Regions from separate parts of the Homo sapiens genome. Here all the other regions are linked to region 1. Evidence: chromatin loops called from intact Hi-C (ENCODE). Cell type or tissue: endothelial cell of umbilical vein. All regions are shown on one strand. Each heading gives the region's core, and the rest is flanking DNA. Links, peaks and the distances in the headings are about the cores only.

Evidence for each region. Peaks named below come from ENCODE experiments on the same cell type or tissue, not always from the same donor. Only the 100,000 strongest peaks of a DNase experiment are listed, where the experiment ranks them.
Region 2: a loop joins it to region 1, with 2.9 times the contacts of the local background. A loop is called at or near these places in 9 of 110 quality-filtered maps.
Region 3: it touches region 1 in a loop (6-fold over the local background); 14 of 110 quality-filtered maps call a loop at or near these places.

Annotation. Positions count from the first base shown.
Region 1 is chr1:230,103,038-230,106,384 of GRCh38, forward strand. All of the region lies in intron 1 of GALNT2 (polypeptide N-acetylgalactosaminyltransferase 2), which reads left to right. Among named protein-coding and RNA genes, the nearest start is that of GALNT2, 37 kb to the left of the region's middle. RefSeq lists enhancers at 1,390-2,589, 1,961-2,682, 2,649-2,718. In endothelial cell of umbilical vein, for the core only: no CTCF peak of the experiment used is centred there; a DNase peak (open chromatin) is centred at 1,854; H3K27ac peaks cover 1,788 bases.
Region 2 is chr1:229,659,378-229,662,724 of GRCh38, forward strand. URB2 (URB2 ribosome biogenesis homolog) reads left to right here. Exons shown (of 10, transcript NM_014777.4): 10 at 1-823. Among named protein-coding and RNA genes, the nearest start is that of URB2, 35 kb to the left of the region's middle. In endothelial cell of umbilical vein, for the core only: a CTCF peak has its summit at 2,065; a DNase peak (open chromatin) is centred at 2,074.
Region 3 is chr1:230,158,958-230,162,304 of GRCh38, forward strand. The region is part of intron 1 of GALNT2 (polypeptide N-acetylgalactosaminyltransferase 2); the gene reads left to right. Among named protein-coding and RNA genes, the nearest start is that of GALNT2, 93 kb to the left of the region's middle. In endothelial cell of umbilical vein, for the core only: no CTCF peak of the experiment used is centred there; a DNase peak (open chromatin) is centred at 2,134; H3K27me3 peaks cover 191 bases.

The DNA of each region.
Region 1 (3,347 bases), core at 382-2,881:
TAGAACACAGCACTGTGCAGTAAGAGACTCCTATAACTCTATCAAATTTGCATTTGGAGGAATTGTAAAGAGCCTCTGTTACCTCCTAGGTGAGGCAGTCCAGGAAAACAGTTGCTAGAAGGAGCTATCTGCAGAAATAGACAGTTGTGGTCCTTTCATGTTTTAATAATTGTTCCCTGGATTTCAAGGAGTCAGTCCAAAATCCCCGTAATAGATTTTAGTAACGTTCATGGAATCTCAGTTTGCACATCATGAGACCTTTAGTGTGGTGTTTACTGTCTTCACCTTAATATACTTTGTATCCATGAGCAACCTTGCTACAGTCATGCAAAGATGATTATTTTTTATTCAGCAATAATTAGCCACAGTGTTGAGCACCCAGATGCCTTCCTGCAGCAGCCCCCCTTTTCTCCCCAGCCAACATCTGCAACTGTGAACAGATTTCCATCTTCAGCCTTGGTGGTTGGAAAGAAATGTAAGTCACCTTTTTTTCTGGTTGGTTCTGGGGCAGATGCCACCAGGCTGCAGAGGCAGTCTGTGTCTGTGGGGCTCACCAGGGCATGAGTTCTGCTCCCAGGAAAGAGATTCTTGCAGGATTTTGTCTGTGGTTCTAAGGAGACAAGTAGGTGGCACACAAAAACAGAAAATGAAAGAACCCATCCCTCCAAAACCACACACACAAAGCCAAAAGGAAAAAAAAAAAGCACATAATTATCATGTAGGCACTGTTGCAGCTAACCCTGATTTTGGCCTCAATTCTGAAACAAGTTAGCTGGTTTAGACAAACCCCTTATTAGGTAATGGATTGTTATTCATTCCTCCCCTTCTCCTAGTCATTTACTCCGTGAGAGCTGCTCCTACCTGACCTTCCACTGATTTTGGTAGCAGCATCTCCCAGAGCGACTGTTTCCTTCTTCAGCAGTGTTCCTTACTCAGGGTGTAAGATCTTAACCCCACAGAGCCCCGTATCAGGTTTAATTAACTAATTGATTCAGCTTGTGCTTACTGAGTGCGAGGCAGTCATGTGCTTCTGTTTGGTAAATGGCTTCATTTTCCCTCTAACTCCTGAGCGTCCTGAAGCTTCTCTTATGGTTCTCTCCAAAGGAGTCAGCAGGCTGGCTCTGCAAGGGTCAGTAGGTTCTGGGGTGGTGGGGGGCCGAGGGAGGCAGGGAGGTTGGCTCTGTCTTTATTTGGCATAGAGCTCCCCGAACAGGGTCTCTCCTCCTTTCTCCAAAGGTTAATGGAACCACTATCTTAAAAAGCTGAAATCTTATCTTCTGGGGTATTTGGGTAGAGAAGGCTAGGGAATCCCTTTTCCATGGTGGTGCAGTAGGTTCTCAGAACCAGCTGGTGGGCCTCAAAGAGAGGCGGCTGTATTTTAGCCTGATAATCTTGATTCCTGGTTTCCTGGCTCTGTAGCATCAGAAATGGGAAGCTTTAAAAGCCGTGCCTTGTTGGATGCACCGAGTCATAAAATAAATGTGATGTGCTGGGTGGGGGAAATGCGGGAGGAGGGAAACAGGTGGTTGGAGCTGCTTCGTGATGGCCGCCCACCCTGGCTCTCCTTTCTTAATAGGCTTCAGAAATCCTGGAATGCGTAATTCACCAGCTCACAGAGTTCCACCCATGTCCCCAGTGGCTTCAAAATGTAAATGACATTTGCAGTGCTGGGAGGTAGGAGGGCGATCCCGTTCCTTCCCTGGATCTCAGTCGCAGAGGTGCTGGCTCATGTGCCTGAGTGCAGCGGCTGGCCCGTCATTACTGGTCTTTGCAGGAAGCCACTCTGAAGGCACCTGGGCCCTTGCCAGGCTGAGTCACAGCTGACTTAGGGAAATGCCACACAGGACGCTTGCAGTCCCCCCGTTCTAAGCGTAGGTTTTGCAACTGCATACTCGGAAAATGAATCAGAGTGGGGGAAAGTGTCAGAGAAACAGCAGAAATGGAATGTAGGCAGGAGGGCCACAGTGGCGCTGTGGATTCAGACCACACCTTCGGCTCTGTTTGGGGCCCTTCCTGTAAGGAGCGTACTGATGCCAGAGGCTGGGGGTGTGGAAGGGAAGCTGCTGTGCTGTTAGATCCATTCTGCTATTTAGCCAGCCTTCCTTTTCCCAGCTGGCACAGACAGGATGTGTTAGAGAGGTGCTCAGACCTCCTTTCAGAGCAACTGAATCATTCTCCAGGAGGGACAGGGAGTCTGAAATGCAAACAGGTTCCCAGGGTTATTGAAGAGCAGCCAAACTGAACACCCACTGCTCTGTGGACTCAAGCTGGTTTTAGACATTGTTTGGTCAGGACCAGAGCCGAGCTCTGGGGCCCACTGGGGGCTCTTGTCGCACCATATCATTGATTCTACAATGCACATTTCCCCCGCCTCTCATGTTTTAACATGTCTGAAATCAGGATGCATCTTCCATGGATGGTGTTTCAGGGTTTCATTGATCGTGTTTTTCTTCCTGAGTGGCACACAAAATTAATGGTGCTCCCTAGAGTTGATGGTCCCTGCGGTTCAGTGAACCGTGTTGCTCTTGTGTAAGCTCCTGTGGGAACATAGAGTCTCTGTGTCCCACCTTCTTCCTCGCAGTGGTCAGCACGGATGAGGTGGGAGTTGCATAAATGTCAGCATTCGAAAGTGAGGGCGTCTGTCGGTGCTGTCTCACTGTGGGGCTTCAGAGAACGTGAGCACCTGTGTTTGCATTCTCCATCAAGGTTCATGTCCTGTTGGCTCATAAGCATGATTATATCCATTATACAAACTGGGGCACAGGCACCCAGAGAGAAGTCAAAAGACTTGTTCAAGATGGACAACTAGGAAGTGGTGGGGACAGACCAGTCCTGTCTGATGCCAGATCCAGCGCTGTATCTGCCAGTCAGCATGCACACTTTCATCTCTCCAGCCTCTTCCCACTCACCTTTACTCAACATTTCTGGGCCTCCATAGTGATTGTAGTAATTCGGTAAAGATGATTCATTTCTTTAGTCCGGTCTTCGGACTTGACTTCTTAGAAGCAGGTCTTGTGCAATAGTTGCATATTAACCACTTGGTGACACAGTGCATGAGGGTATGCCAACTCTTTTTGCTCATGGCCGTGCAGTGCAGAATTTCCAGGCATTGTCCGCTCTGTTTCCTGGACTTCGGAGTGATAGCAAAGTTTTGTATTCCCTGATCAGCTGTGTATCTCTGAGCAGCAAGTTGATCTCTCTGTATAAGGGTGACTGTGCCCATGGAGGATGGCATGCAATTGCCTAAAGATTTCAGTCTGAGAATCTGAGAAACGATACTGAATGGAGATGACAGGCTTAGTGCCTGCTTCCAGGAGCCATGCCTCCTCCTGGCCTGGAATGAATAC
Region 2 (3,347 bases), core at 593-3,092, 440 kb before region 1:
CTTAAGATGTTCTAATTCGTAGTATTGGTATACATAGAAAATCCTTTGGGGTTTATGTAGTATATTTTGATGTATTTTACATCGTGTTTTTCTTACTATTTTTTAATACATAGTTTTATGCAGTAAGTATTGCAATAGAATCCTGAAAATTGACCCTGGGATGAGATTAATTCAATAGAAAAATTGCTGACTCTTGGGACCTTTCTGTGTTTGGTTCTCGTCTTGGCTCAGTGGTTTGGTGTTCCCTCGTCTGCACTGGAAACTACATAAAACTTGGCTTTTTACTTTGGGTACATGGGCGTATAATTCAGCCCTGTTTAAATATACTTGCCTTTCAAATTCTTCAAGTAACATGGGAAGTATTCTTGAAATGTCACATTTTCTGCCTTCCCTCTAAGTATGCTTTCTGAAGAAGTCAGGGAAAGTTAGAGTCTGTGGCCTGAGGTGTCTGCTCTGGGTGGCGATAGTGGGCACCTCAGGCAGGTCGGTGACGTTTAGCACAGGTGCCAGGGCTCCTGCCTGCTCCTCCTGTGTTAGCTCTGTGAAGTTCATTTAGGAATTTTTTTTTCCTATGCAGTTTAAGAAATAATCCTAATTGTTTTTTCTTATTACCTAAGCAATATATTTTTATTATAGCAACCTCAGAAAAGAAAAATAAAAGGATAATTTAAAAAACTCATTCATAGTCTCAGTTACCCAGATAACCTCGGTTGTCACCTTGGAGTATCTTGTTGTAGTCCCTTTACTATGTGTATGTATATAGATGTGCATATAAATATATATAGTAGCTAAATTGGATCATAAATGCATTTTTTTAAAGTTACCTTTTTTCCTGTGTAATATTTTAAGTAACTCTGGGTCAGTGAAAACATTCGACATATATTTTTTTTGGCTGCATAGTAGTCCATTGAGTAGATATTGTTGTTTTATTTAATAAGTACACCATGGTTAGACATAGGTATCTGTCCAAATTCCCTTTTATAGATGGTGCTTGCAGCTGAATTATTTTCAGAAGATGAATTCTCATGAGTTGTATTATTTGTCAGAAAACCACATCATTTTTAAAGGATTTATATAAATATTGCCAAATTGCCCCCTAGAATATTACTAATTTATTTTCCTACTAGTGAGTCAACTTTAATATTATTGATTTTTGTTTCTTTATGCTTCCTTGATAGGAGAGAGATGTTATTCTGTTTTGAATTTCTTTAATTACTAAGAGATTATACATTTTTCACATTTACCATTTTTATTTCTTATGTAAATTATGTTTATATAATTATCTTTCTTCTGTAATAGCACATTTCTCAATTGGGATATTTACCATTTTTCTTATTCACTGTCTTTGGGGGAATCATGTTGGAATTCCCTTTTTAATTAGTTCAAAATGCAGACTTTTGAAGTTATTTGAAGGATCATCCTTAAGCAAAGGCTTTTTTTTTTTAACACTGTATTTTCAAGCAGATGTGATTGGAGCAGACAATATAAAATGAATGTCTTTGATACCTAAGAGAAATGGCCCTTGTTTTACGCCCCACATTTGATTTTATTTCCTGTGCTATCTTGTGGGGGCTGGGGGACAGTCCTGCCTTACGCACTGCACATGTCATCTGTTCCCTTCCCTTCCTCATCTAGACTGTGTGTGCAGAGGGCCTTTCGAAGCTCTGGCCACCAGAAATGTCTTCGGCTGGTCTGGCATCCTTTCGCTTAATGCTTTGTGTTGACAGAATTTTGTTTCTGTAGTAAACTCCCTGCAGGAGCCTCGAAGAGAGTCTGGTGGCGCCATTTCTTGTTCACAATTGGAGATGGGTGTTGGTGTGAGCGGGCGACCTTTCAAGGACACGAGCTGTAAACAAGCGGGAGCTAAAACACGGTCTTAGGTTTGCCTCTGGTTCAAGTGCCCAGACCGGAAGCTAACTGTCTCCAAGGCCTTCATGGAGCCATGGCTAGTTTTTCCTGTGCTGAAAGTTCTGAAGGCCAGAGGTGAGGGGACCATCCTTTCCCCCTGCCTTGGGAATGCTGGGTGAGCTGACGAACGTGGAGCAGTTCATCAGGCGTCCTGGTGGTGGCACTGCAGGGCCTTTCGAAGGGAGTTGGCAGCGGCTGCCAGGTAGTCAGCCTTGAAGGAAGGGAAGGACGAAGAGAAGGCTGGGACTCCACCTCCTCCCTGCACAGCTCTGAAGGGCTCTCTGCTGTGTTCCCATTTCTGGGGAAGCAGTCACAGGTTCCTCACAGTCATTTCTATTTGAACTCTAAACGCTCCTCAGCAAAGAATTTGTTTTAACTCCATTTTGCTGATTCATAGGGTAGAAGAAACATGTTTCTGGCTGGCAAATATGGAGGCTCTGTTGTTCATTTTTATCCTGTTAGAATAGACCTCACAAGCAAAGAGAGTTGGCCCAGCCAGCTCTCCACATGGCAGAGTTGGGGACTCAGCTTGGGGAACGGCAAAATGCTGGGCTTCAGAGAGACTGTCCCCACTGGACTTGCTGTGGCTCCAGACCCCCATCACCTGACAGATGTGCATGAATCACCTGTCTGTACCAGGCACGGAGACATGGCCCTGGTCCTCAGGGAGCTTTCTAGTAGAGGACATTGACAATGAGCCAGGAAACAAATAGGCCAGGGGGTGATCGCGGGGTTGGCAGCAAAGCAGACAAGTTCAGTGGCTGGAGAAAGAGGTGATATTTGAACTGAGACCTGCCTGGGTGGTGAGAGGCGCCCCTGGAAGGGCCTGGGGTGCTGATCCTTAATGCCTGCACTGAATCCATGTGGCAGCCTGGTTTTGGCTGAGGGCGGACACCTGAAGGGAGGGGTGGGCGTAAGGGGAGTTGGGTGAGAGAAGGCTCAGCGGGGTGACTTTGCCTGGGATGTTGCCTTGGGCGGTCCTGGACAGTAGTACATCAGGGGGCCCCCAATGGCACAGACAACACACAGCCCCGTTCTCGACCTTGCCCTGCTTGTGGACCACAGTGGGTGGGTCTCCTTCACAGCCTGTCTTCTGCAGCTTCCCGGACTCAGCCTCCTACAGTAGCTGTGGAAACTGCCCAATGTTAAGGAGTGATGTGAAGTCTCCAGAAAAAAAGACAGCAAAGAGGGGGTGTCTACTTGAAGGGATTTGGGGGAGTTTTTTTTTTTTTCGGTTTCTCTTTTTCATTTTTCTTTGGAGACAGGGTCTCGCTCTATTGCCTAGGCTGGAGTGCAGTGGTGCAATCCTAGCTCACTGCACCCTCCAACTCCTGGGCTCAAGCGATCCTCTTGTCTCAGCTTCCCAAGTAGTTGGGACTACAGGTGCACACCACCACAACCAGCTAATTTTTAAGTTTTTAGTAGAGATAGTCTCACTA
Region 3 (3,347 bases), core at 593-3,092, 56 kb after region 1:
GTGGCCTCTGCAGCAATTTATTATTCTTACATCAGATGTTTGAAGTAGGTGAAGGGGCAGGTGGCATGTGTCTGGTGAGGTTGCTGACACTGCTTTTGGATGAGAGAGAGAGTAGTGGTTGAAACAGAGCATTCAAAAAAGCGTACACTTTAACCTGTAATCCGCAAACATTCCTTTGAGTTTACCCAGCCGTGGGAAAGGACGCTGTACCCCTGCCCTATTGGCTGCACCCTTTGCTGTTGATGTGAGGCTTTATTTACCTGGGAATTGACAGGGTTTTGGTCCATGATTGCTCCTTTCTCCGCAATCACATTTAATGCCCATGATATCTCATCTTTGCACACGAAGGCAAAGCCTTCTACTGCTTTTTCTCTTAAAGTGTTCAGCACTCCCCTGAGTTTATTAGAAGGATCAGAAGAAAGAGACCCTGAGTGTGAGGCTAGGTCAACCGGAGAAATTCACCCAATTATTTCGTTTCTTTGTTTGGATCCCTGCTTTTCATTTCTACCTATTCTGAAAGAGAGGCTTAAAACTAAAGTCCGGTTAGTTGAGGATCAGATGTGTCATACTTTTCTCAGAGGGGAGGGGACGGTCACTTTGCTCTAAGTTTGGGCCATGAGGTCCACACTGAGCCTACATGGGGTAGGGGGAAACCGTGAAGTGTGCAGTGACCTGAGGGTGCCAGATCACCCCGAGCCGTTGTGGTTCCCACTGGGCAGGCTGTACGTGGTGAAGGTGATAGACTGCATGTCTCATGCAGGCCAAGTGCCTGTCGGTCAGCTTGAGGGAGAAGATACCTTGTCTACCTCCCCCCACCTGCAGGCTGGCTGGCTTTGGGTGCAATGACCCTCCTCTTCCTTGAATCGCTGTTTCATTGTGGACCTGTTGGAAGTGCCAGCTTGGCTGGCCTTTGGCTGGATCCCTGTTTGCTAGAGCTTTGTTCCTACTCTGGAGGAGTCAGCTGCTGTGCCTTCTGGGACTGCCAAGAGTTGCCAAGGGGAGTGGGGAGTCCTCTCTGTGGGGTGTCGTCTGAATCCAGCAGCCGCACCACCCAGGTGCTTCCCTCCTCCCCACTCCTAGGCCAATGTCCTTAGTTTCTGCTCACTGATCAGACGATTATCCTTCTCCAGGATGACCACCATCATCTCATAGTCCTTCCTCACTCCCTTCCATGAAGTGCTTCTCCAACCCATTGTCTCTGTCATAGTGAAATGATTCTACTGTTAGTATCAAGATTTTCCACTAGTGCTAATAACAATCCCTGATGTTATCAAACATGTAGGATGGGCCAGGCATTGTACCAGGTGTCTACAGAAATCCTTTGTGCTGACTGTTGACCACTATCCCCATTCTGTAGGCGAGAGTGAGCCTTAGGAAGGGCGTTGGACGTGGCCAGGATCACACACCATGCCTTGCACTCACCTCTGATCTCTGAGGGCCAGGGCCTCCCTGTATACAATGATCTCTGCATCTCTTCTTCCTAGCAGAAGACTCAAAAGAACTTTCAGATGTGGGAGGCCAAGGCAGGTGGATCACCTGAGGTCAGGAGTTTGAGACCACCCTGGCCAACATGGTGAAACCCCGTCTCTACTAAAAATATAAAAAAATTAGCCGGTCGTGGTAGTGGGCGCCTGTAATCCCAGCTACTCAGGAAGCTGAGGCAGGAGAATTGCTTAAACCCAGGAGATGGAGGTTGCGGTGAGCCAACATGGTCCCACTGCACTCCAGCCTGGGTGACTGAGTGAGACTCCATCTAAAAAAAAAAACACGAAACTTTCAGATGAATAAGTTGGTTCTATCAGAGATGGCTCTTAAAGCTCAAAAGCTGTTTTAAAAAGCCCTGTGGATGCGCAGGCTCTCTTAGACCCTTTTTCTGTGTTACAGAAGGGGATATAATACCCCAAATAGGGTTTTTTTTGGTACAAACTGTGGATAGTACTAGATTTTGCTCCATACAGAGTCCTGTTGACTGAACTGCCCTTTCATGTTGTGTCTCCAGTGTTTTTATGGGCAACAGCCATATACAGTCTACTTCCTATCTATTGTGAAGTTGTTGTTGAGGATTTCCTGTATTATTTCACTCTGCATTCATGTCTCAGTTACCTTTGATCCCTAGCAAACTGTCCCAAGTGGAATGGCCTAACCCAGGAATGATGTATTATTTCTTACAGTCCTGTGACTGTCTGGGCGGTCCTTTTGCTAACTTCCCCAGGGCTCACGTGTGCCTTGTGGTCAAGTGATAGCAGCGTTGGCTGGCTGGTCCAAGGTGGCCTCACGTGTCCTATAGTATTTGCTAGCTATTGTCTGGGGCTCCTCAACTCTCCACATGCCCCAGTAGCATAGACCAGCTTCCTTACACCATGGTGGTCTCAGGGCAGCATTCTAAGAGGGCATGTCCAATGTGCAGGTGTGTATTAAGCCCCTCCTTGCCTCGTGGTTGCTGGCATCCAATTGGCCAAAGCAAATCACATGGCCTAGTCCAGAGGCCGACTCCAGCTGTCTGTGCAGACGTGGCAAAGAAATATGGCCACTTCCAATCCACTGCAGTCCAGTCCCCAAAATCCATTCTTTTCATGGCACATTTTGGAATCTAGCAGCTGAATTTCAGTCTCTCTTAAGATACTCATGACTTTATTTGGATGGTGAGCATATGGTTGGTTGGAGCACAGGCTTCAAAGTCCAGCCTGAATTGAGATTCTGACTTGCTCTCTGACCATTGTGCCTTTGGCGGGTGACTCACATCCATTTCTTCATCTGTGAAATGGATATGATGATACTTGCCTTCCTGAGATTGTTGTGAAGTTAATTGAGACTATACATGAAGTCTCTGGGCCATAACTGATCTCATTACACCTTAATTCTTGTTTCTATTACTTATTTTACTTCTGTCTCTGGGAAGTTCAGAGTTTAAAAATTCAACTTGACCACAGCATCTTTACTTGGTCATTTCTGCAACCACCATGTTCCATTTCTTTTGTGTTTCTATTTAGATCTTTTGTTTTAAGCTACCCAATCCTTTTTGGAATAATATGGGGTATTATTAAAGTAAGACTAACCAGCAAAATTCTGTAAAAATTAAAAAAAAAATCTTGGCGCTTCCAGTTCATTGGTTTTGCTGGTAAGATTCAGGATTATAGTACTGTTGAACAAGCTTGTATAGACGTGAATGAGTTTCCACATTCTTATAGATTTGACTCAAGTGATCTTTGCAGATTTTCACAAGCACTGAAGACTAACCAGCCTTCCTTTAAGTCTCCCAGCACTTAATTCATCTGGTCCAACACATGCCGGGTTCTTCAGGGTGTTAGGATGAAGCTCCTGTATCTGATCACCTACCATATTCCACA